Linked DNA regions of Homo sapiens: region 1 is linked to region 2. The links are chromatin loops, found by intact Hi-C in ENCODE. Cell type or tissue: heart left ventricle. All regions are shown on one strand. Links, peaks and the distances in the headings refer to the core of each region. The heading gives the core; the rest is flanking DNA. Region 1 has its middle 180 kb from the start of ERCC4. Region 2 has its middle 46 kb from the start of ERCC4.

Region 1 (2,915 bases), core at 140-2,639, 130 kb before region 2:
ACTCTCCTCTCCTAGCTCCAGTGCTTTCCCTTCACACTTAGAAAAAGAATCCTAAATCCTCTCCAACTCAGTTCTTTTCCTCCATTCTCCCCCCTTGCATATAGAACTGTAATTATCCTTTAGCCAGCATCCTAAGTATATTTTATATCCTTCTTGGTTACACTAATGTAATTCCATCCTACAATCCACCAGATTTCTCTTCTAATCTGTATTACCCATTAAACAATAATAACTACAGTTACTATTTGTTGAGTGCTGACTGTGTGCTATTTCTCTTGCTTGATCAGCTGCATTCCAGAACTCAGAAAATCTCACCCATATCTGAAATTGCTCCATGTTCGTGCAGCATGATGCTCAAGTTTATTTCTTCTTCTTTTTTTTTATTTTCTTTTTTTTGAGGCAGGGTCTTGCTCTTTCATCCAGGCTGGGGTGCAGTGGTGTGATCATGGCTCACTGCAGCCTCCTGGGCTCAAGCAATCTTCCATCCTACCCTCCCTAGTAGCTGGGACCACTAGGGCACACCACCACATGTGGCTAATTTTTTGTATTTTTTGCAGAGATACGGCTTCACCATGTTGCCCAGGCTGGTCTCCAACTCCTGGGCTCAAGCGGTCTGCCCTCCTCAGCTTCCCAAATTGCTGAGATTACAGGCGTGAGCCACCTCACCAGGCCACAGGTTTATTTTTCTTCAGCCATATGTGGTGTCTGCAGTAGGTAGTGGTCTCATAGCGACAAAAAAAAGCAGACACAGCTGTATTAATTTGGCCTCACTTAGCGCCTACATCTCCTAGGCTCCTGAGGGCATGCTCGTTCCCATCATGTGACCTTTAGTAGAGATCAAAGCCCAGTTTCAAGTTGGTGTCAAACAGATGTTGTTTTACCAAAGCTCCATGCTGCTTCACATCCTGATTTCAAGCAAGTCAGACAGACTGGAATGAGGCTCCCTTGTTGACCTGAGTTTCCCAGTGTGAAAGGAAAATATCTTGGGCCCCCAAAATCCCTAAGGAAAACTCAAGTTGGGAACTGCTACAGGGCAAACCTGCTCCCCATTCTATTCAGAGTCACTCCTCTACTCACTGAGATAGGTGCATATCTGATTTGCCTCCTTTGGAAAGGCTAATCAGAAACTCAAAAGAACATAACCATTTTTGTATCACCTATCTGTGACCTGGAAGCTCCCTCCCTGCTTAGAGTCTTCTTGCCTCTGCTTCAAGTTTTCCCACCTTTCCAGACAGAACCAATGTACTTCTTACATATATTGATTGATGCCTCATGTCTTCCTTCATTTATAAAACCAAGCTGTGCCCCAACCACCTTCAGCACACGTCATCAGGACTTCCTGAGGCTGTGTCACGGGTGTGGGTGGCAAGCCACCCAGGTGCTGAGGCAAGAGACCAAGGGCACGAGCTATTCCAGTATAATAAAATACATAAAATAAGAATAGTTATACTAGATATTGATCTTAGATATGATTATACATGAATATCATTCATCAATAGTTAGTAGCAGTTACTCTTTATTCCAATATTATAATAATCCTCGCTCTACAATCATAACCTAGGAAAAACCAGGCCACACAGAGATAGGAGCTGAAGGGACATAGTGAGAACTGACCAGAAGACAAGAGTGCGAGCCTTCTGTTATGCCTGGACAGGGCCACCAGAGGGCTCCTTGGTCTAGCGGTAACGCCAGCATCTGGGAAGACACCTGTTGCCAAGCGAACCGTGGTCTAGCGGTAGCATCAGTGTCAAGGAAAAACACCCGCTACTTAGCAGACTGGGAAAGGGAGTCTCCCTTTCCCCGGGGGAGTTTACAGAAGACTGTACTACTCCACCTCTTGTGGAGAGCCTGACATCAGTCAGGCCCGCCCGCAGTTATCCAGAAGCCTAACCATCTGCCTGTGATGCTGTGCTTCAGTGGTCACGCTGCTAGTCTGCCTTCATGTTCCATCCTGTACACCTGGCTCTGCCTTTTAGATAGCAGTAGCAAATTAGTGAAAGTACTAAAAGTCTCTGATAAGCAGAAATAATGGTGTAAGCTGTCCCTCTCTCCTCTCTCTCTCTGCCTCGGCTGCTAGGTAAGGAAGGGTCCCCATCCAGTGGACACGTGACTCACGTGACCTTACCTATCATTGGAGATGGCTCACACTCCTTACCCTGCCTCTTTGTCTTGTATCCAATAAATATCAGCGCAGCCTGGAATTTGGGGCCACTACCAGTCTCTGCGTCCTGCTGGTAGTGGTTCCCCGGGCCCAGCTGTCTTTTCTTTTATCTCTTTGTCTTGTATCTTTATTTCTACACTCTCTCATCTCTGCACACGGGGAGAAAACCCACTGACCCTGTGCAGCTGGACCCTACACATGGGTGCGTCCTCAACATTGGCAAAATAAACTTTCTAAATTAACTGAGACCTGTCTCAGATTTACTGGGTTCACACCAGAAAGAAGTGGGCAAGTCAGTTCCCTAATGTGGTCCTTGCTCCCCTCAAGTGTGGAATTAGGGATGTGTGGTAGGCTCTGCCAGCTGTCCAACTATCCTCCACCTTCGCCCTCTTCTTTAGTAACAGAACACACATTTTCTTCAGGGTGGCTGACAAACATTCTTCCCAGACTCCCTTGCAGCTAGGATTGAGTATGTGACATGCTTTTGGCCAATGAGATGTAAGTATAAGTCTATGGGTGGGACTTTAGGAGAAGCCATTGTTTTCCTGATAACAATGGAATAGACTCAACAAATTTTGCCCTTCCCTTTTATTCCTGCCTGTATTGTGGAAACAAGGCTTGGACTTAGAACAGCCATCTTGTGTCCACTGTAACAAAGATATAAGCAAAGAATGGTTGGTGGAGAAAAAGATAGAAAGATCCCAGGTCCCCAGTGGCATCTCTGGGTTGCCACACCAGCGCTGGACTTCCTAAA
Region 2 (2,915 bases), core at 169-2,668:
AAAAGTTTCATTCCCCTGGGATTGCTAAGCAAATAGAAAGGAAGACTGGAGCTTCTCTAAACCATCACATGGAGATAGCTTGCTTAGAATAAAGACCACATGAGATGAGTGGCAGAGAGAAAGAAATGCAGCCCTGATGACACCATTTGTGCTCCTGGATCCAGCTGTTCCTGAATGCAAATTATGAATCCCTTGAATTTATCTGTTACATAACCAATAAATCATGTATATGCACTATTTTTTTAATTAAACCAACTTTAGTTGAGTTTCTGTCACTTGCAACCCAAAGAATCCTAACTAATAAGGGGGTGATGGAGTGAATACAAGCTCAAGTCATGCCTCCATAACCTGCAGGAATGGCAGAATGCAGACCAAGAATCTGCAAAACACTTGAGTTTAGGATGAAAGTAGATAAACCTAGAGAAGTAGCAAGAAAAGCAGGTCATGAAGTGCCCTGAGACAGTTAACATAGTTGAAGTAGATGTGTACATATTTTAAATTCTATGCTTCAAAATTCTCTGTGATCAAGCAAAATAAGATAAGATGTTTATAACAGAAAACTATAACTTGTATCCTAGAATTTTCTATTCAGTAAGTTAAATAAATACATTTTCTCACCCCTAGTGGTGGTGGTGATGGTGGTGGTGGTGGTGGTGGTGGTGGTAGTGGTGGTGGTGGTGGTGGTGGTGATGGTGGTTTGCTTTTGATTTTTGTTCTGGCTGCTGTTGTTTTTAGGAAAATTCTCATCCAAAAGCCTCTAGGCTCCTAAGAAAGCACTGAGTGGGGAGTGTGGCAAACTCAATGAAACTGGAAATCCTTTGTCTCTGAAGCTATGACAGATAAAAAGGAGACTGGCTCATGGGAAGGACCAGTGCTTCTGGCACCTCCTCTTCTCTACAAGGCAGATAAGACTCAAGAATCCCAGGCTAGTCATGGGGGGATGTTGACTTGGGTGGAGACAGGATGTGTCTCTCATTTATTGAAATTATGCAAACCTGAGGCCTGACCTTCAAGAGAAACTGGACCCTCAGTTAAAGAAGGTATCAGATATTAATCAATTAGAAGGAAAGAGAAGAAATCCAGGGGAGGCTGAGCAGATGAGAGAAATCAAACCACAGACCGGGCAGGTGCCTCTCTGCTTCTGTAATCCCTTATCCTGGTCTTAGAGCAAACAGCAAAGTAGCCTGAAGCTAGAGAACAGGGTCTGTATGAGCCTCAGTCCCCCAGAAATCCGCATTGCAGTGTGCTAATACCAAAATGCATAAATAAATGGAATGAATAGCTGAAGCCAGCCAGGGTGGGCAAGCTTTTCTGTTCCTCCCCCAGCCTTCTCCCTCCCCTACCCTCTTGGTCCTGAGTGTCAGTCCTCTATCCCGTATTCAGGCAACATCCTTGGCAAACTCAATAATATTTACGTGTTTGGAATAAAATTACCACATTTTGTTAGCATGGACTGTAAAGCAAACATGGATGAGAGCAGTGGCTTTCTATTTGCATGGTGGTCCAAGGAGCCCTCTCTCCAGCCGACCCAGTTTCCAATGCAGGCATCGGAGTGCCACCTTGTGGTAAGGAAAAAAAAAATGGACATTGCTTTCCAAGCTAGGATTTCTAAGTTCCTGCCTGTGCACATTTTTCTGCTATCCGGAAGGAGAACAGAAGTAAGTACTTGGGCTCACAGTCCCTCTCTAAAGTGGAAGCATGTCTCAAAGCAGCCCACTGCACTTGCCTAACCTAGAGTCCCAGCAGCTGATCTTTCTTGAGCTCAGCTGCAGGAAAGGTGGGAGATCTTAGAAAATTTTTTCTATGCACTCAGCAGAGCTGTCTTTGGTGAGAATAGTCACTGATTTAACCCAGAAGGCCACAGTTATTGGGGGATTGAAGGAAGAATCCAGGCACTGGAGACATTTTTGGTTGTGAAAATTGGGGGAGGGGTGCTCCTGGCATTTTGTAGATAGAGGCCTGAGATGCGGCAAACATCCTTCCACTCAGAGGCCAGCACCCCCAGGACAAGGAATTATCCAGCCCCAGATGTCAAGTGTTGAGACTGAGAAGCCCAGCTCTTGTCACTTTACATGTTGTTATCACCTTTAATGTTCTCAACACTCGTAGAAAATAGGTATTATAACTTCCATTCTACAGATGAGGAAACTGAAGCATCCAGGAGTTCCATAACTCACTCAAGATCACACAGCTGGCAAATGCAGATGTGATTAAGACCCAGGTTGGCTCCAAAGCCTGGGTTTTTTAAGCCTCCCCACTGGGGTACTTCCAGCATTCTGGTGTTGGAGATGAGGACTAAGCTCTGATTTTTTAATCGTGTCCAAATTCCTATCTAAGGAGTCTGGGGAGTCATGCCATACAACCATAAATTCTCATCAGATGGGTTTTATTTAACCCTCTATATCATGACTTACTTTCCAACCTGACCCTGGCATAACATTACGAGACAAGGAAGAAAATCAAAATATTTTACCCCAAAACATGTTTCTTTGCCATATTTTGAAATGGCCCTGCAAAGCTGTCTTTTGTAGGGGAAAATCTGCATCTGTAAAAAATCTCTATTAACATAGCTAGATATTTTTCTTCCAGGCCCTCCCAATCCTGAAGAGAGTAACTAAGAGTTTAGCACCTTTCAAAGATCTGAATAGAAAACATTTGTCATCTATTGCCTCTAAGGGCAGCCACTATGAGACTTCAAAAGAACCTTGTCTCCACAATCATTTATCTTCACCCGAACATTCCCTTTCCATCGATCCCAGGTCATTAGACTCAACCAATTGTCAACCAAAAAATGTTTAAATTTACCTATAGCCTGGAATCCCCCACTTTGAGTTGTCTCGCCTTTCTGAACCAAACCAATGTATTTCTTAAATGTATTTGATTGATGTCTCATGCCTCCCTAAAATGTATAAAAC

Evidence for each region. A loop is a pair of places that touch in the nucleus more often than their neighbours do. Peaks named below come from ENCODE experiments on the same cell type or tissue, not always from the same donor. Only the 100,000 strongest peaks of a DNase experiment are listed, where the experiment ranks them.
Region 1: it touches region 2 in a loop (5-fold over the local background); 11 of 110 quality-filtered maps call a loop at or near these places.

What each region holds. Positions count from the first base shown.
Region 1 is chr16:13,738,486-13,741,400 of GRCh38, forward strand. No RefSeq gene overlaps it. Among named protein-coding and RNA genes, the nearest start is that of ERCC4, 180 kb to the right of the region's middle. In heart left ventricle, for the core only: a CTCF peak has its summit at 1,621 (motif pointing right); no DNase peak of the experiment used is centred there.
Region 2 is chr16:13,872,478-13,875,392 of GRCh38, forward strand. No RefSeq gene overlaps it. Among named protein-coding and RNA genes, the nearest start is that of ERCC4, 46 kb to the right of the region's middle. In heart left ventricle, for the core only: a CTCF peak has its summit at 1,569 (motif pointing left); no DNase peak of the experiment used is centred there.